Regions from separate parts of the Homo sapiens genome. Here region 2 is linked to region 1. A link is an interaction called in ENCODE POLR2A ChIA-PET data of the cell type or tissue named here. Cell type or tissue: A673. All regions are shown on one strand. Links, peaks and the distances in the headings refer to the core of each region. The heading gives the core; the rest is flanking DNA. Region 1 has its middle 9.7 kb from the start of RNF24. Region 2 overlaps RNF24 (ring finger protein 24).

The links. ChIA-PET counts read pairs that join two places held together with the same protein. Peaks named below come from ENCODE experiments on the same cell type or tissue, not always from the same donor. Only the 100,000 strongest peaks of a DNase experiment are listed, where the experiment ranks them.
Region 2: POLR2A ChIA-PET joins it to region 1 with 8 read pairs; 6 of 35 experiments call an interaction of 5 or more read pairs at or near these places.

What each region holds. Positions count from the first base shown.
Region 1 is chr20:4,020,223-4,030,380 of GRCh38, forward strand. It overlaps the pseudogene FTLP3. Among named protein-coding and RNA genes, the nearest start is that of RNF24, 9.7 kb to the left of the region's middle. In A673, for the core only: a CTCF peak has its summit at 6,025; DNase peaks (open chromatin) are centred at 5,959 and 7,829; H3K27ac peaks cover 1,315 bases.
Region 2 is chr20:3,956,571-3,966,728 of GRCh38, forward strand. It overlaps RNF24 (ring finger protein 24), which reads right to left. Exons shown (of 6, transcript NM_001134337.3): 2 at 7,305-7,454. The coding sequence starts at 7,447. Among named protein-coding and RNA genes, the nearest start is that of MIR103B2, 44 kb to the left of the region's middle. In A673, for the core only: no CTCF peak of the experiment used is centred there; no DNase peak of the experiment used is centred there.

The DNA of each region.
Region 1 (10,158 bases), core at 2,851-7,850:
TGGCCAGGCTGGTCTCGAACTCCTGACCTCAAGATCCACCCGCCTCGGCCTCCCAAAGTGCTGGAATTACAGGCATGAGCCACCGGAATTGCTTCTTAATGCAGAATGTGTGTGCAAGACTGTGAAACAGCAAGAGTTGGGGAGAAAGCGTAGGTTTCTGTGTGCATGGTACCTTTAGGACTGGCTGTGTGTCCACCCACAAGCCAGCGAAGGAGGTGGGAACCTGGGATTCTGTTTACCCAGCCACCAACAAGCCCCGTTGCCTTTCTGGCACACACAAGCCCAATCACCCAGAACTCCTGAAAATATAAATGTTCTCAAGATCTCATGTGGGAGCTTTTTAGCTGAGACCAGCCACACATGCAGGAGACTGGAAGCACTATTTCCCAGGGGTGGAACAACCTGCTCAGACTCACTTTTAGATTGGAGGATACCCATCTCAGCGTGGATTCTCCCAAGAACAGATCTTAAGACAAGGGCTTGGATGTAGGTAATTTACTTGGGAGGTGATTCCAGGAAATAAGAGTGAAGAAATGGGGAAAGCAAGCTGTGAAAGGGAGAGAAGCCAACAGTAAGGTATGCTGATGGGCCAGTTACTGCCATGGGCAACTGAGGCTCAGTCTGGCTTGGCGTCCACTGAGAAACCTTGTAGAACAGCCCTCAGCATTGTCTGCCTGGATGACCAGGAGGCCAGAGTATTTCTCCACTGACTTCAGTGTCTTGGTTGCTTTTCTTTTCTTTTTTTTTTTGAGACGGAGTTTCGCTCTTGTTGCCCAGGCAGGAGTGCAGTGGCATGATCTCAGCTCACTGCAACCTCCGCCTCCCGGGTTCAAGAGATTCTCCTGCCTCAGCCTCTCAGGTAGCTGGGATTACAGGCATGCGCCACCATGCCTGGCTAATTTTGTATTTTTTTAGTAGAGACGGGGTTTCTCCATGTTGGTCAGGCTGGTCTTGAACTCCCGACCTCACGTGATCCACCTGCCTTGGCCTCCCAAAGTGCTGGGATTACAGGCATGAGCCACCGCGCCTGGCCCTCTTTTCTTTTCTTTTCTTTTTTTGAGACAGAGTCTCACTCTTGTCACCCAGGCTGGAGTGCAGTGGCGCCATCTAGACTCATTGCAACCTCTGCCTCCTGGTTGTTCAAGTGATTCTTGTGCCTCAGCCTCCTGAATAGTTGGGATTACAGGCGTGTGCCACCATGCCCAGCTAAATTTTGTATTCTTAGTAGAGACAGGGTTTTGCCATGTTGGCCAGGCTGGTCTCAAAATCCTGGCCTTGAGTGATCTGCCCAGCTCAGCCTCCCAGAGGGTACTTTCAAGTTACATCTATGGAACAAAGCAAGCCGCTCTGCTAAGCTCCTCCAGTTATTGATTACACAACCCCCACAGCTGTGACCACCATTTGGCTACCACCATCATCACAGCTTCTGCCCCTCCAATTTCCCCCAGCCAATTATATCACTGCCTTTTCTCTCTGCTAGGTTCTGTTAGGCCTGAGCTTTAAAGAGAAAGGAATAAAGTGGAATGATATATCTTTGCCCATAACTCATTCTAGGAAAAAGGAACTATGCTGGTTTTCTTTTTCCTCCATTTCAACCTATCCAATCTACCCAAATAGTTCCCAATCATTATCACCTCATCCCAAAGCAACAGACGGGAAAGAGGAACAGGGCAAGAAAGCAGACAGGCTTTCTGGAGTGACTTTTATCCCCACAGAGTCATAGATGCAGAGTTGGAAGAGATGAATTCTCTCATTTGGGAGATAAGGACACCATGCAGATAAAGAGACTCTGTATCTTCTGCTTTTCCTGCTGCTGCAGTGCTTCCTCCAGGCAGGCTTCCTTAGTTTTTCTTGGCTTCCTACCCTTCCAACCTACGCCATCATAATCTGGACTCCAGCCCTTTATTCCCTCAAAGGCTGACTCAGGCCATGACTGAGGGAAGAAGCTTGGATTCTGTAGTGGAACAGCATTGTCCATGGGGAGACACGGCTTCCATCCCAGGCCTTTGGTTCCATTACTTAGTTTCTCACTTGCCTGTCTGTCATCCAAAGGGGCTCACAAGGAGGGGAATGCAGGGAGGAGACATCTCCCTAATACCATTGGAGTTTTTTTCCAGGTTAAGATGGTGCATTGAATCCACCCATCTACTTTTGCTCCTCCCAAAACTCACTAAAACTATTATAAAGGGATTTTGTTTAAAGACACAAACTCATGAGGACAGAGAGAACAGAGTAGACAATAGTGGGGGAAAAATAAGTTGGAAGATAGAAAACAGATGGGTGAGTGGTAATCGACTCAGCAGCCCCAAGAAAGCTGAAACCCAGGGAAAGTTAAGAGTAGCCCTATTTTCATGGCAAAATCCAAGGGGGGGTGGGGAAAGAAAGAAAAACAGAAAAAAAAATGGGAATTGGCAGTCCTAGATATCTCTGGTACTGGGCAAGCCAAAGAATCAGGATAACTGGGTGAAAGGTGATTGGGAAGCAGTTAAAATCTTAGTTCCCCTCTTCCACTCTCCGAGCAGCAGGTTTCTCTCTCTCATCAGGCAGAGGGCTGGAGATTTCACCTCCGGAGAGAGTAAAAAGGAGGATCTCTGGGCTGGGGCACCAGGCGTGGCTGAGGACAAAGGTGGCATGTGGAGAACAGGGGCGTTAAGTGACTATTTCCTCACTGCATGCTGAGAACCTCAGCTTTCTTCTCTGATCACTTCCCAAATCACTGGCAGCTACTCTCCACCTCTCTTCTCTGAGCACTCTGACCAGCCAAAAGGGAAAGAATGAAGGATACTGGCATTCAGATTTCCAGTAAACGACCATCCATGTCTCCCTACGGTGAATCACAGTTGACAAGCCCAGTTCCTGCACTCAGGGTTTTTCATAGTCCTTTACTCTTAATCAAGAGCAGAGAGCTAAAGATTATGTCTTAGGTTCCCTAGAAACAGAAGCTGTGATGCAGATTCAGATGCATGCGATTTATTGCGGGCGGGCCCTCAGAAGAAGCTCCTTTTTCCACCTCCAGAAAGAGCATGGAAAGGAACTGAGCAAGGATGTGGTCTTGGCTGGAGTCTAGCCTCAGTCTGACCCACAGGGAGCCCTGGAGCATGAATTGCACCACAGGGTTGATCTCACCTTGAAGCAAGAGGGCCAGCTTTTGTATCCATATATTGATCAATCACTGGCTGTGGGCTGCCAGGGAGGAAGCCATGAATTCCCAGGCAAGGTAGTTCCTACTTGAGGACAATTCTTTAGATAAAGTGGCAGCTCTGGTCTATTTATGACCGAGATTTATAGCAGCTGAAGGTATGGGCAGAACACCAATAACATCTACTGTAGATTACCAGATTACCAAATATCTGAGGAAAGCTGCTAACATGGAAGATAGAAAATAAATAACAATAAAAACAAGTCAAAACAAGCAAGCAAACTAATAATTAAAATAAACAGAAAAAGGCAAGTTGGAGGAAACCAAGATTTATTTTTAAGAATAAGAGGTGATAGGCAGTTCGGCGGTCCAGTGGGTCTGTCTCTTGCTTCAACAGTGTTTGGACGGAACAGATCCGGGGACGGTCTTCCAGCCTCCGACCGCCCTCCAATTTCCTCTCCACTTGCAACCTCCGGGACCATCTTCTCGGCTATCTCCTGCTTCTGGGACCTGCCAGCACCGTTTTTGTCGTTAGCTCCTTCTTGGCGACCAACCATGAGCTCCCAGATTCGTCAAAATTATTCCACCGACGTGGAGGCAGCCGTCAACAGCCTGGTCAATTTGTACCTGCAGGCCTCCTACACCTACCTCTCTCTGGGCTTCTATTTCGACCGCGATGATGCGGCTCTGGAAGGCGTGAGCCACTTCTTCCGCGAATTGACCGAGGAGAAGCGCGAGGGCTACGAGCGTCTCCTGAAGATGCAAAACCAGCGTGGCGGCCGCGCTCTCTTCCAGGACATCAAGAAGCCAGCTGAAGATGAGTGGGGTAAAACCCCAGATGCCATGAAAGCTGCCATGGCCCTGGAGAAAAAGCTGAACCAGGCCCTTTTGGATCTTCATGCCCTGGATTCTGCCCACATGGACCCCCATCTCTGTGACTTCCTGGAGACTCACTTCCTAGATGAGGAAGTGAAGCTCATCAAGAAGATGGGTGACCACCTGACGAACCTCCACAGGCTGGGAGGCCCAGAGGCTGGGCTGGGCGAGTATCTCTTCGAAAGGCTCACTCTCAAGCACGTCTAAGAGCCTTATGAGCCCAGCGACTTCTGAAGGGCCCCTTGCAAAGTAATAGGGCTTCTGCCTAAGCCTCTCCCTCCAGCCAATAGGCAGCTTTCTTAACTACCCTAACAAGCCTTGGACCAAATGGAAATAAGGCTTTCTGATGCAAAAAAAAAAAAAAAAAAAAAAAAAAAAAGAATAAGAGGTGATATTACACCCATGAAACAAGAATAAGATGCTATTTTGAGACAAGAAACAAAAAATAAGCTTTAAAATAAACACACACACATACACACACATACACACAACAGCAGAAATGAAAAATTCAATGGATGGCTTGAGAAAAATGTCTAGAATATCTCACAGAAAATAGATCTGAAAGACAAAACAATGAAAAACAGGAAAGAAAAGATGAGGAATGTAGGGGGAATAGTCCAAAAGGTTTAACATCTGAATAACAAGCATTTCAGAAAAGGAGGGAAGGAAATCATCAATGTGATAATTCAAGAAAAATTTCCCAAATTGAAAAACATAAATTGCCAGGTCAAAAGGGCTCACCGTTTGCCTAGTTTAACCAAGGCACATAATTGTGAAATTTCACAGCCCTAAGGATAAAGAGATGATTCCACAAGCTTGAACAAATAAAAGAATAAGTCATATACTAAGTCTTAAGAATCAGCATGGCTCCAGACTTCTCTTCACTGGAATTGTTCCAGCAACACTGGAAGGTAGAATACTAGAGTAATATCTTCAAAATTCTGAAGAAAAATTGTTTCCAATCTAGAATTCTATATACAGTGAAACAATCAAGAAATGAGTGGAATGAAGACAATTTCAGATATGCACATCCCATGTTTCCTTTTCTGGGAAGTAATTTAAGGATGTGCTCCACCAAACCAAGGGAGTAACCCAAAGAAAAAGACACAACATGTGGGAAATGGGAGATCCAACACAGGGGAGAGGGATGAGGAATCCCTATGAGGCTGAGATGATGAAACTTGGAGGATTGGAGCAGAGAGACTCAAGAGATAGATATGTTAAAGACTGTCATCACCAAAGTGACTACTGTCATATTGCCATCTTTATAGCCACTTTTTGTTAGAAGCACAGACTTTTGAGGTAAATTAGATAAAGGACAGAGATCCCACATACTGTTGGAAAGAGGACTGGCCTAATACTGTTGAGGCTTGGGTTCTAGTCCTGACTTACTCTTGAAGTAGGTATAAGATCTGGGTATGTCATTTTTCCTCCCTGGATCTCAGGATTATCCTCTCTACATGTCAAGGATAGGCTAAGTGAATTACATGTATTTTTAAGGCTATTGTGCCTTAGTGACATGTATTCTTCATGGCACTGTATACGGTTATATGGCTTTTGAAAATGCAGAGTCATGTAACTACCTCCACAGTCATGCTACAGAACAGTTGCATCACCCCCCAAAAATCTCTCATAGCTCCCCTTTGCAGTCAGCCTCTTGCCTCCCCCTTAACCCTGTCAACCACTGACCTTTTCTCCCTCCCTATAGTCTTACCTTTTCTAGAACGTTAGATAAATGCAGTCATACAGTATGAAGCCTTTCAGATCTGGTTTCTTTCATTTAACACAGTGCATTTAGTTTTATGCACTAACCAGCAATTACCACTGATCTTGTTTTCAGTTCTCTCCCAAAGCAGATGCTAAGACAAGAATTCAAGTGCAAGTAGTTTATGTGGGAGGTGATCTCAGGAAGCACCAGTTAGCGGAGTGAGACAGGGAAGGGAAAGAAGCCAATACAGGATATGTCAGCAAGCAAGCTACCACTGTGGGAAACAAGCTCACCCTGCTGGAGACTCTGGGATCCAGTGCAGAGCACACATCTCAGCTCTATCCAGCCCAAGGAGCGAAAAAGCTGGGATTTTTATCTACCAACTCCCTGTCCATCAGTGGTTGAGTGCTACTTCTTAGGGCCTTCACTCTCCAGCACTTCTGGCTTGCCCTGTGCACAGACCAAGCATGTTCCTGTGACTAGAAATAAAAGCCCCCAGGCAGAAAGCAACAGATGTTCACATTAAGCAGCTTTCCATGTGCAGGGGCGAATGCCAAGGGTGATGTGTAAGACACTGGCAGCGTCAGCTGCTTCCAACCCAACCCAAATATTTTTATTGTTGTATGTGAAGGGAAGCAAATATATACTATAAATTCTTAAATTCATTCTGCTGGATAAAGAGAGAAAAGTCCTGGATTTCTTCTCAATAGGCCAATTTTAAAGGCTACTTTTCATATATAGGATGGGCAAAGCACTTTTAAAAACATTTATCTTAGATTTTCACTGTATTTATGGTTTACAAGGGTGCTTTGCATGTAAAACTTAATGTTTAAATAGCACAAGCTCATACAGTCCATATTCAATCCCTCGATTATTAATACAAAACTCAATTCAAGCAAAGACAAAGGATATAACAGAAGCTAAATCCAACTTGTGAATAATGAGAATAATTGATTTGTTTAGGTTCTATTATTCAGAAAGTTATGTCTTTGTTTTTTTTTTTTTTTTTTTTTTTCCAGGCAGGGTCTTGCCCTGTAGCCCAAGTTGGAGAGCAGTGGCACAATTATGGCTCACTGCAGCCTTGACCTCCAGGGCTCAAGGATCCCCATGTAGCTGGGACCAGAGGCACACGCCACCATGCCTGGCTAATTTTGGTATTATTTTTTGTAGAGATGGGGTTTTGCCATGTTGCCCAGGCTGGTCTCAAACTCCTGGGCTCATGCAATCCACCTGCCTTGGCCTCCCAAAGTGCTGGGATTACATGCGTGAGCCACTGCGCCCAGCCAGAATGTTATGTTTTAAATTTATCTGTGTTATCAGTTGGGTCTCTTTGCTTCTTTAAAGAAAATTTAATATTTAAATTAACTTTTTTTTTTTGAGATGGAGTCTTGCTCTGTTGCCCAGGCTGGAGCGCAGTGGCGCGATCTTGGCTCACAGCAACCTTTGCCTCCTGGGTTCAAGCAATTCTCCTGCCTCAGCCTCCCGAGTAGCTGGGATTACAGGCATATGCCACCATGCCTGGCTAATTTTTGTATTTTCAGTAGAGACGGGGTTTCGCCATGTTGGCCAGGCTGGTCTCGAACTCCTGATCTCAGGTGACCCACCCACCTCGGCTTCCCAAAGTGTTGGGATTACAGGCATGAGCCACTGCGCCCTGCGATTAACTTATTTTTTATACATCTAAAATGTACAAGTGCAGTTTTGTTACATGGATATATTGCATGGTGGTAAAGCTTTTAGTTTACCACTGAGATGTATTCTTTGTATCCTGTCTCTGGCAGTCAGCTCACAGTGTATTCTTTGTATCCTGTCTCTGGCAGTCAGCTCACAGAAATCCTCGCTGGCTCCAGCCACACCCAGGATTGTGTGATTCCTTGGGGGCTGGCTGCCGCTCCTGTGTGCCTCTTGACGCCCAGTGTATTCCAAGGTCCTGTGCTGGGCCAGGGGAACTTAGTAGATTATCTAAGGCACTTCTTTATTTTTGGGTTATTCTCAGGTGTGCACAACTCATTCTTTTACTTCCACACTTTGCTGGCTCTTGGCAGCCCTGGCAAGGCTGTCTCAACCTGCCTCATGTGCACACAGCTATCTCTATTTGGGAGTCTAACTGCCACCCTAAGCTCTATCCAGGGTTCTCACTGTACTTACATCCCCCAAACCTGAATGGGTTTCTTCCTTCTTTCCTTCCTTCCTTCCTTCCTTCCTTCCTTCCTTCCTTCCTCTCTTTCTCTCTCTCCTTCCTTCCTTCTCCCTCTCTCTTTCTCTCATCTCTCTCCTTCTCTCTTTCCCCCTCCCTCCCTCCCTCCCTCCCTTCCTTCCTTCTCCCTCTCTCATCTCTCTGTCTTTCTCTCTTCTTCTGTCTTTCCCTTCCTCCCCTCCCCTCCCTCTCTCCCTCCCTCCCTCCTTCCTCCTCCCTTCCTTCCTCCTCCCTTCCTCCCTCCCTCCCTCCCTTCCTTCTTTTCAAGACAGAGTTGCCCAGGCTGGAGCGCAGTAGCACAATCTTGACTCACTGCAACCTCTGCCTCCCAGGTTCAAGCAATTCTCCTGCTTCAGCCTCCTGAGTAGCTGGGATTACAGGTGTCCACTACCATGCCTGGCTACTTTTTGTATTTTTTTGTAGAGATGGGGATTTCACCATGTTAGTCAGGCTGGTCTCAAACTCCTGACCTCAAGTTATCTGCCCACCTCAGCCTCCCAAAGTGCTGCTGGGATTACAGGCATGAGCCACCACACCCGGCCCAAGCTCTTTTCCTTAGACATCCACCATCATGTGACTCTCCTTACTACTGAGTTTGGGGATTTATTCTGTATATGTGGGTGAATGCTTGCTCTCAAATGCATTCTTTCAAATCCGTTATATTGTCTACACCTATATTCCTCTAGGTTTCTTTCTAATGAACTTTCTTTAAAATTTACTTTTAATTTTGAGACAATGGTAGATTCACATGAAGTTATAAGAAATAATACAGAACAATTCTGTATAGCCTTCACCCAGTTTCCCCCAATGGTAACATCTTGCATAACTATACCATAGTATCATAGCCAGGAGATTGACACTGATAACGTCAATCTTATTCCATTTTCCCTAGTTTTATAGGACTTGTGTGTATGCATGTATTTAATTCTATGCAATTATCATATGTATAGATTCGTGTAATCACCACCATAGTTGAGATAAAAAATAGTTCAATCACCACAAGGATCTTTTGTGATGTCCTTTAATTTATTTATATTTATTTATTTATTTATTTTTCTGAGACGGAGTCTCGCTCTGTCGCCCAGGCTGGGGTGCGGTGGCATGGTCTTGGCTCACTGCAACCTCTGCCTCCCAGGTTCAAGCGATTCTCCTGCCTTGGCCCCCCAAGTAGCTGGGACTACAGCCACGTGCCACCACACCCCGCTGATTTTTTGTATTTTTAGTAGAGACGGGGTTTCGCCATGTTGGCCAGGCTGGTCTCAAACCCCTGACCTCGTGATCTGCCCACCTCAGCCTCCCAAAGTGCTGGGATAACAGGCGCGAGCCACTGCGCCCAGCCTTGCCCTTTTATAATCACACCTGCATCCTCCCTCCCGACCCGCCTTTTCCCTAACTGGCAACTATGAATGAGGGTTCTCCATCTGTATAATTTTGTCCTTTCAAAATATTATATAAATGAAATCATGCTGTATGCAACCTTTGAGAACTGGCTTTGTTTACTCAGCATACTACTTCCCTGGAGATTCATCCAAATTGTTGCACGAATCAGTAGTTTGTTCCTTTTTATTGCTGAGTAGTATTACAGGGTATGGATGTTCCACAGTTTGTTTAACCATTCACCTTTTGAAGAGTATCTGGATCATGTCCAGTTTTAAGTGTTACAAAGAGTCAACACAATAAGATAGTGATGAACATTTGTATATGGGTTTTTGTGTGAATATAATTTCTCTGGGATAAATGTCCACGAGTGCAATTGCTAAGTCACATGGAAGTTGCATGTTTAGTTTTGTAAGAAACTACCAAATTGTTTTCCAGAGTGGCTGTGCCATTTTACATTGCCACCAGCAATGTATGAGTGATCTGGTTTCTCTGCATTCTCACCAGCATTTGTTATTGTCATAACTTTTTATTTTAGCTATTCTGATAGGTGTGTAGTAATAACTGATTGTAGTTTTTACTTTGCATTTCTCACGTAATTACTGATGGTGAACTTTTTTTTTCTTATCTCTATTTGCCATCTGTATATTCTATTTAGTGAAATGGCTGGTCATATCTTTTGCCTATTTTCTAAGTGGATTATTTGTGGGATTTTTTTTCCCCTTGAGTTTTGAGAGCTCTGTATGTATTCTAGATAATAGTTCTTTGTTAAACATGTGGTTTGCAAATATTTTCTTTCAGTCTGTGGCTTGTCTTTTCATCAGCTTAAAGGGTCTTTCACAGAGTAAAAGTTTTGATGAA
Region 2 (10,158 bases), core at 2,155-7,154, 64 kb before region 1:
TTTACTATTATACATTTATTTTCTAGTTCATTGATATCGTGCTTAGCTTTTTTACTTTCTTCCTTTTATTTTTTCTTGGGTTTAACTGGCCTTTTATTTTAGCTCCATGAAAACGTTGCTCATTGGTTTTAGTCTTTCTTGCCTAATATATGAATTTAAAGCTATAGCTTTCTCATAAGTTTATTAATTATGTAGTTCAAATAATCTATATCCTTATAGGGTTTTTGCTTGTTTTACATTTTATTTCTTTACATGAAAAAATACCATTTTCACATAAAGAAACTATTTTCACCTAAAGAAATAAAATGGACCGGGCATGGTGGCTTATGCCTGTAATCCCAGCACTTTGGGAGGCTGAGGTGGGAGGATCACTCAAGCCCAGGCTGAGGAACATAGTGGGACTCTGTCTCTACAAAAAATTGAAAAATTAGCTGGGCATCAGCTGGGCTCAGTGGCTCATGCTTGTAAACCCAGTACTTTGGGAGGCCGAGGCGGGTGGATCATTTGAGGTCAGGAGTTCCAGATCAGATCAGCCTGGCCAACATGGTGAAACCCTGTCTCTACTAAAAATACAAAAATTAGCCAGGCATGGTGGTACACGCCTGTAATCCCAGCTACTCGGGAGGCTGAGGCAGGAGAATTGCTTGAACCCATGAGGCGGAGGTTGCAGTGAGCTGAGATCATGCCACTGTACTCTAGCCTGGGTGACAGAGCAAGACTGTCTCAAAAAAAGAAAAAAAGTTAGCCAGGCATGATGGCGTGTGCCTATAGTCTCAGCTACTTGAGAGGCTGAGGTAGGATTGCTTGAGCCTGGGAGGTTGAGGCTGCAGTAAGCTATGATCATGACATTGCTCTCCAGCCTGGGTGACAGGCTGAGACCCTGTCTCAAAAAAAAAAAAATAATAATAATAAAAATAAAAAATAAATAAAATGAATTCCATTAGAAGTCATTAAAATGAGGCTTTATTTGTTAATTCATTTTGCTTGTTTGAATCTTTTAATTAGATCTGCATGTTTTCCCAAAACTGAACTTGTTACTTCCAGCTACAGCATGGATCAATTTGTGCTCACCTTTTTCTTCCATCTGTGGCTCAAAATTCATCCCTTCTAGAAAGTTCTCCCTTAAATTAACTTCATTCTATGAAGTTAATTTGATTCCTCCATTACTCTAACTCCCATTAATTATCTAATATTTTACATTGCACTATTTTATTTTGCACTGCTAAATAGATATCTAAAAAGTATTTAAGAAGGCATGATTAACAATGCTGAACAGTGCTAGAGAAATGATAAAACCGTGTAGCTTATGGCCACTGCAAATTTGTGGTCTCCAGTCTCAGCCTGATTCTCCACATTGCTCTCTAATCCTTCTATCTATTCATGCTCAGTATCCTAAGCTTTCATGCAGTGGTTCTTTCAAACCCTTGCCACTCTCTTTAAGTGTTACCCTATCACTTCCTCCCCTATAATTTTCAACTGTCAATTTTTTACTACACAAATAAAGGGGGCTGTGATGTATGCAAGCTTTCTCACTCCCAGCTCCACATGGCTACAATATATTTTGTTTTCTACAGCTACCCTCATCTCTGTCTTAGGAAAAGGTGTTCTCCTGCTTAGGAATAATATTGCTATCTCTCTTATGTGTGTCTCTTTTCACCTCTATGATTTATTCTTTCTTATAAATCTTCCACAATTGGCTCATTCTCCTTAATATATGCATACACATACCAAAATCTCTATCTTACAAAAAAACCCAGCACTAAAATACTTCCTTGATTCTACAGCAACTCCTCCCCTCAACCTAATCTTTTCCAGCCAAGGTTCTTCAAAGACAGAGTTATATTCCTTGTATCCACTTTCACCTACTAGCCAGGTTTTGCCCCATTATAGCCTCTACCATCCCTTTCCCTATGCTACTGAAATTTTTCTACCAAAGATTAAGGATGCAAAACCTTATTGTCAAATGTAATGTGAACTTTTCAATTGTTATCCTCTTTGTTGGCAGCTGACATAATTGACTCAATCCATTGAAACACTACTTGTAGGGCATCTTTCTCACAATATTCTGTGCCCCTGTGTGTGTTTGTTTTGAGATGGAGTCTGCTCTGTTGCCCAGGCTGGAGTGCAGTGGCGCAATCTCAGCTCAATGCAACCTCCACCTTCTGGGTTCAAGCGATTCTCCTGTCTCAGCCTCCTGAGTAGCTGGGATTACAGGCATGTGACACCACGCCTGGTTAATTTTTATATTTTTAATAGAGATGGGGTTTCACCATGTTGGCCAGGCTGGTCTCAAACTCCTAACCTCAGGTGATCCACCTAGCTCGGTCTCCCAAAGTGCTGGGATTATAGGCGTAAGCCACCATTCCCAGCCTCGATTTTCCTCTTATCTCCTGCTATCCCTTCTCAGTCTCTTTTAAGGGCTCCTCTTAAATATCAATGTTTCCTTAGGATTCTGCCCTGGGCCCATTTTATTTTACTATACACATTCTCTCTAGGCAACACTCCTGGCTTCAGCTTCTACCTATTAATTACATGACCTCCTATTTCCAGATCAGACTTCTCACAAGCTTTAGAGCTACACATCCAACTAAGTATTAAACATCTTCAGACCCCCATCTCTGAAATGGAATCTATCATCTTTTCACTTAAAATGTGCCCATTCATTTTCTATCTCTCGGAAGGGATTGCTATCTACCCAGCTGCCTAAGCCAGAAGTCCAAGAAAGATTCTAAACCCCTTCTGTCCTTAATGTCCAGTCATTAATTTCTGTTTATTTTCACCTCCCAAGTATTTCTTACAACCACAACATCTTTTCTAGATCTACTGTCATTATCTTGGTTCATGACCTCATAATAACTGTAGCCCCAAAATTTCCCTGTATTCTTCAAAATTTATTTTTGAGTATTATTAAAACATAATACACAATAATTGTACTATTTATGGGGTACATGTAATATTTTGATACAAGCATACAACGTATAATGATCAAATCAGGGTAACTGGGGTATGCATCACCCCTCTATTTTTTGTTTATAATTTTATCCAAGTTACATATGTTGTCATATGTGGCTCTACAGGGTTAATAACAAAAAATCAGCAGTCCTCTGCCCTCTTCTCAAGAGATAACCCATTTTTTCCCCCTTTAGCTCACTATTTTGATCCTGACTTTCATGTTTCTAAATAACTTGCCTGTGTTGGTACTTCTTGATTTTTTAGTTTTAGGCATATCTAATGACTTCCTACTAGGGAACCGTTCATTCATTCACCCAGCAAATACTTATCGAGTGCTTAATATCGTGCCAGGCACGATTCTGAGTGTTTGAGATATAACAAACACAACAAATAACCATCAGGGAAAAAATATGAACAAACATAAATTAGAATATTATATAATTCATTATAAAACAGGATCTTTCTTAGCAAGGTAAGATGCCCTTCTTTTGTGCTCCAGTAGTGCCCTGTTCACAGCCCTACCATAGTCAGCACATTCTATACTACAATCCTGTGTAAGACTGTGGTTGGTAGTGACTGTCTTGTTTAGACCTAAGTTATAGTCTTCCTATGGTTCTGATGAGTCCAGTGGTGGTGACTGGAGGGAGCTCTCTGGAGAACAGAAGAACCTCCTGGGAAGGTGCTGGAGAGCTTAGGTTATCATAAAAAATGAGCTAGGGTAATTCTGGAGGAGCTGACTCCACAGATCTCTAGATTAACTGCAAAGACTTGTTAAATCCCAATTTACCATTTGAAGTGTTAAAGGTAACAAATTAGGATCATCACAAAGGAAAGCTCCTTACCTCATGATTAAATTTTAAAAATTGGCCAGGCGCGGTGGCTCATGCCTGTAATCCCAGCACTTTGGGAGGCTGAGGCAGGCGGATCACAAGATCAAGAGATCTAGAACATCCTGGCCAACATGGTGAAACCCCATCTCTACTAAAAATACAAAATTTAGCTGGGCGTGGTGGCGTGCGCCTGTAGTCCCAGCTACTCGGGAGGCTGAGGCAAGAGAATGGCGTGAACCTGGGAGGCAGAGCTTGCAGTGAGCCAAGATTGCACCACTGCACTCCAGCCTGGTGACAGAGCAAGACTCTATCTCAAAACAAAACAAAACAAAACAAAAAACAATCGTACCAATGACTAGTAAATGAAGTTTAGAAATGTTTGAACATTTCTGATTAAACATGATAATTCAATTTTAGTGTAACAGATCCTAATTTCTTTGCTTTGTTAGCTTATTTTTAAATTTTTTAATTTTTATTTTTTTGAGACAGGGTAGAGTGTGGCACAATCTTGGCTCAATGCAACCTCTGCCTCCAGGGTTCAAGCGATTCTCATGCCTCAGCCTCCCGATTAGCTGGGACTACAGGCGTGTGCCACCACACCCAACTAATTTTTGTATTTTTAGTAGAGATGGTGTTTCACTTGTTGGCCAGGCTGGTCTTGAACTCCTGACCTCAAGTGATCCGCCTGCCTTGGCCTCCCAAAGTGCTGAGATTACAGGTATGAGCCACTGCACCCGGCCTGTTAGGCTGATTATAAAAAAGGATAAGGCTGGGTGTGGTGGCTCATGCCTATAATTTCAGCATTTTGGGAGGCAGAGCTGGGAGGACTGCTTGAGCCCAAGAGTTGGAGACCAGTCTGGAAAACATACTGAGACTTCGTCTCTACAAAAAATAAAAAAATTAGCTGGGTGTGGTGGTGGGTGTCTAGAGTCCCAGCTACTCAGGAGGCTGAGATGGGAGGATCACTTGTGCTAGGAGGTTGAGGCTTTGGTGAGCCTCATGTCACTGCACTCCAGCCTGGGTGACAGAGTGAGACACTATCTTGAAAAAAAAAAAAAAGATACAAAAGGATAAAATTAAGTACATATCATTATTTTTTCATTATCACTTTACTTATTTGCTTGATTATTAAAAGGAATACAATGAGGTAAAAGGGTGTTTCATAACTTACTTTTCAAAAACTTTGCCCAGAATCACAAATTGGTACATTAGTGGGTTTTTGTTTGTTTAAAGTTAAAGGCTTACTTAATTCTTTGACATAGTAATGAAAACTATATTATGAGCTATATATTTTAGAATTAAATATTTTACATATGATAACCCTCCCTTAATAACATTTTCTTTTTTTTACATTTTGTTATATTTTTATATTTTTTGCCTCTTTAAAAAATAATTTGGTTTTGAATATTAAATTTACATATTTCTAAGTTAAATCAACATTCGTAGAGGAATTATCAAAAAAAACTAGTAAGTCTGAAAAAAAAACCATATTTTTATATTCTGAGGTCCTATATATGCTATGGCTAATTCTCTAATTTTAAAAAATGCTGAATATTTACATAATGTTTATCAAACTATTATTAATTTATATTTGAGTGCTTTATTATATTGGAATTGCAGTAATATTAACATTTGTATAAACACACAAAACCTTGTCTTTTCTTGCTAGAAAGAGATGTAAAAATCTGAACTAGTTGAACAGTCTTAACTCATTGTCTAGCCAGATGTGGTGGCTCACCCCTGTAATCCCAGCACTTTGGGAGGTTGAGGCGGGTGGATTGCTTGAACTCAGGAGTTTCAGACCAGCCTGGGAAACATTGCAAATCCCCATTTCTACCAAAAATACAAAAAAAATTGGCCAGGTGTGGTGGCAGGCACCTGTAGTCCCAGCTACTTGGGATGCTGAGGTGGGAGGATCACTTGAGCCTAGGAGGAAAGCTGTAGTGAGCAGAGACTGTGCCACTGCACTCCAACCTAGGTAACAGAGTGAGAACCCATCTCAAATAATAATAATAATAACAATAAAGAACTCATTGTCCATTGGTAATAATAAATGTGTTTACGATGCAACAAAAAGTGTAACACAAAAATATATTAAATGCTGCAGCAAGTATTTACATATATGTACCTCATTTTTTTTTCTTTCCACTAAGGAAGGTGCTTGTCTACAAATAGACAAACACAAATGCTTTGGTGTTTACAATTACAAACACCCCAAGTCTAGAACTTAAAAGTGGCAGTACTTTTTTTGGGACTTCTTCAGTTAACAGTTACTTTACACAGTGCTAAACTTTTTACTCTTAATTACATTTTTGGATGATATTTATATCCCATTGTCCTAGAACACTGTGATCAAACTATTTTTTTTTTTTTTTGAGACGGAGTTTTGTTCTTGTTGTCCAGGCTGGACTGCAATGGCACGATCTTGGCTCACTGCAATCTCTCCCTCCCGGGTTCAAGGGATTCTCCTGCCAAGTAGCTGGGATTACAGGTGCCCACCACCACACCTCGCTAATTTTTGTATTTTTAGTAGAGACTGGGTTTCACCATGTTGGCCAGGCTGGTCTCGAACTCCCGACCTCAGGTAATCCGCCCACCTCAGCCTCCCAGTGTTGGGATTTTGGACGTCAGCCACTGCACCTGGCTGATCTAATTATTTTAATAATAGTTTAATAGAAATGTCAGAAAAAGGAATTTCTGGAAATAAACAGGTTTTATAAAGGTTTTTTCTGTAGATTACAATTATATTTGTCTCAAGTATTTAATTAATTTGGAGGAAGAAATAAAAGTCATAAGCAGTCAACATATCTATGAGATATAAGGAGCATCCCCTATGTTTCTTTATTATTTTATTTTTTGAGACAGAGTCTCGCTCTGTTGCCTAGGCTGGAGTGCAATGGCACGATCTTGGCTCACTGCAACCTCCACCTCCTGGGTTCCAGTGATTTTCCTGCTTCAGCCTCCCAGGTAGCTGGGATTACAGGCATGAGCCACCACGCCCAGCTAATTTTTGTATTTTTGGTAGAGACGGAGTTCCACCATGTTGGCCAGGCTGGTCGAGAACTCCCGACCTTAGGTGATCCACTCGCCTGGGCCTCCCAAAGTGCTGGGATTACAGGCATGAGCCACTGCGCCCAGCCTTCCCTACTTTTCTGATACCTAATGACCTTAGCTAACAAGGAAGCCACACCTTGAAAAGCAATTTTGAAATCTCTGTGAGAGTAGATTAAATCTTGGAGATAGACAATGACATACGTGTATCTGTTTACCAGGTAGAAGGGCAGAAAAATAAATAAGGACAATTTTCTCCTACAGAGTAAAACACTTCATCAGTAGATAAGATTGAAGATCATATAAAGGTGTTTTACTGATTACTAATGCACAGATTAAAACGGTAAGCCATCTTAATTTTTTAAAAATTTGCCAATTATCATACTTCATTTTAAAAAAAATCTGAGGACAGAAACTTGATTATTGATTATTTAACATATTTTGAAGTAACATAGAATGAAAATTGGTTACCTAATCAAGTAGCAACAGAAGAGTAAACTAAGGATGAAGACAAATATAGCAGTACCAAAAACCACAATATATATGTTGAGAGGCAGATTCTGGAATCCAATATTAGGCATCCTGAAGTTGTAATGTGGGAAATCCGAGCTCATGGATGAACTGTGGGGGAAGAAAAGAATGGAAAAAAAATAGGTAAAGACTAAGAACCAAGACAGCATTATCATTGTGCACGTATAGAGGCACAATGACCTCATCTGAAACAAATATGGTAGACAAAGTGTTAATATTCTTGCCATTCATTCATTCATTCACCATGCCAAATATTTACTGAGTATTATGTACCTGGCACTATTTCAGAGACTGGAGATCCAATATAAAAAGCTTTGCAAGTTGCATTTATTCACTAAAAGGCATTTCACTAAAATAATGCCAGTAATTAATAAACATGAAAATGTTCAACCTCAGAGAAGTGCAAAAAGAAAAAAAGTTTTAAGATTCTTCAAACTCTTTAGCCTTTAACCTAATAACTCAACCCTTGAAGTAACAATATTTATAATGGTAAAATATTAGAAATAACTGAGATATCTCACAAGGAAATATGATTAATTATATAGTCATATGTTATAGTATTAAAGGGTCATGAAAACATTTTCAAGTAATTTTTTTTTTCTTTTGAGACAGGGTCTCATTCTGTCACCCCAGGCTGGAGTGCAATGGTGTGATCTCAGCTCTCTGCAGTCTTAATCTCCCGGGCTCAAGCAATTCTTCCACTTCAGCCTCCCAAATAGCTAGGACTACAGGCGCGTGCCACCACACCTAGCTAATTTTTAAAAATTTTTTTGTAGAGATAGCATGTTGCCTAGGCTGGTCTTGAACTCGTGGGCTCAAGCAATCATCCCTACTTGGCCTCCCAAAGTGCTGGTATTATAGGCATGAGCCACTGTGCCCGGCCAATTTCTCCCCATTCTATACACAAGGAAACTGAAGCTTAGACAGTTCTGGTCCCATGGCCATGACTGACCCGGTATGTACACAGCCAGAGCCTCTCCAACTCCAAACTCAGCAGTCTCAGTCCATATGCTCCACTGCCTTGCTCATGTGTTACTTTTATAATCAGAAACAGTAAGTGTTGTTTAAACATTAAAAAAAAGGACTATTTCTGTCAGTTTGTTTGAGAATACTTACTGATTACTACAGTTAAAATTCCACAGATAAAGGATGCCTCTCCTGTAAGTGATAAGCTGTAGTTTGTCATTTTGATTCCTTACAAAATAAAGAGTTCCTGCCAGGCCTGCTTATTAAGACCAAAGATTGACAATGGAATTATAACTATGAATACTACAAATCCAAACCCAAACAAAACTCTACCAAGCAAAGAAAACTTCTACTTTTATTTATGCATGGTAAATTAAAAATGTGTTCACAGATTTTTAGTTTTCTTGTAGGTTCCCAGAAGAGTATATTTATACTGTTGACACCACTGAGATGCTAACTGGCTGTATCTGAAATCTAAATCTTATGATTAGTTTCCAGTCTCTAGTAACATATATCAGGAAGTCAGTACCTGCAAAGAACAACTTCATCCCATGTAAATTCTTCTCTGACAGCTTCCAAACATAAATAATGGGTAATATTTAATTTTGAACCTTTGGCCATTTTCTGGGTTGGCTCAGTTAGAGCAAGTGCTTTTACTCAAATACATATTTAATTTCCTTTTTCCTACATTCAGATCTTCTTACGAAGGGAAGGAAGGATGTAGTTAAGGAGTGCTTTACCAAATATACATAGCACATACGCTGTGGAGCTATTAGAAAATTACAGGGCACAAAACTCAGCTCTTAACTTTCATATTGCTGACAGGGCCTCACTTGATGACCCTTGTTATAGCCAAGACTTAGATGGCTGTCCTTTAATCCCTTAGAAATATCCCTCCCCAGACAAGACTGGCTTGGTAAAATATCTCTCACCTTAGAAAATAAGGGATTAGGCCAGGTGCAGTGGCTCACACCTGTAATCCCAGCACTTTGGGAGGCTGAGGTGGGTGGATCACCTGAGGTTAGGAGTTCGAGACCAGCCTGGCCAACATGGCGACAATGTGTCTCTACTAAAGATGCAAAAATTAACTGGGCGTGGTGGCACACACTTGTAATCCCAGCTACTCAGGAGGCTAATGCAGGGGAATCGCTCAAACCAGGGAGGTGGTTGGTTGCAGTGAGCCAAGATTGCTCCACTGCACTCTACCTGGGTGACAGAGCGAGATTCCATCTCAAAAAAAAAAAAAAAAAAAAAAAAAAGAAGAAAATAAGAGAATAAACATCTGTACTGGGCAAGCTAAGAGGAAATAGGCAAGTGACAGAAAGTGGTATGGTAGAAAGACGGAGAGGTTTGCAGTCAGCAAAGCTGGATGCTTGCTCCCAGGATGTCACTAGCTAAATGTCAGAGCTTGGCCCATCTATACTTCAATTTTCTCATCTTTCAAATGGGATAATGGGATATTCAAATGGGATAATCTAACAACTTTAAGGAATTCCTGAAAGGATAAAATGAGATAGCAGATAATGAAGTGTCTGAAAACTCAAAGAGGACAAAACTATTAAGGCTTTAGTGTGTGTGTGTGTGTGTGTGTGTGTGTGTGTGTGTGTTTGGGGAAAGGGAATGACATTAAATGAAAGTAGTAAATACCATAAAGGAAGCCTTGACAAAAATCATGTCTCTGGAGAGGATTCCACCAAACCAAGTGCCCCTTCCACAGGGAGCTCTTCTGCATGCACTGACAGCTTTCTGTCAGGTGGCCTGCCAACCTGGCCTCCAGATGCAGGAACTAGAAACCATGTCTGGCCAAAGGCAGCCATTAATACAGGCT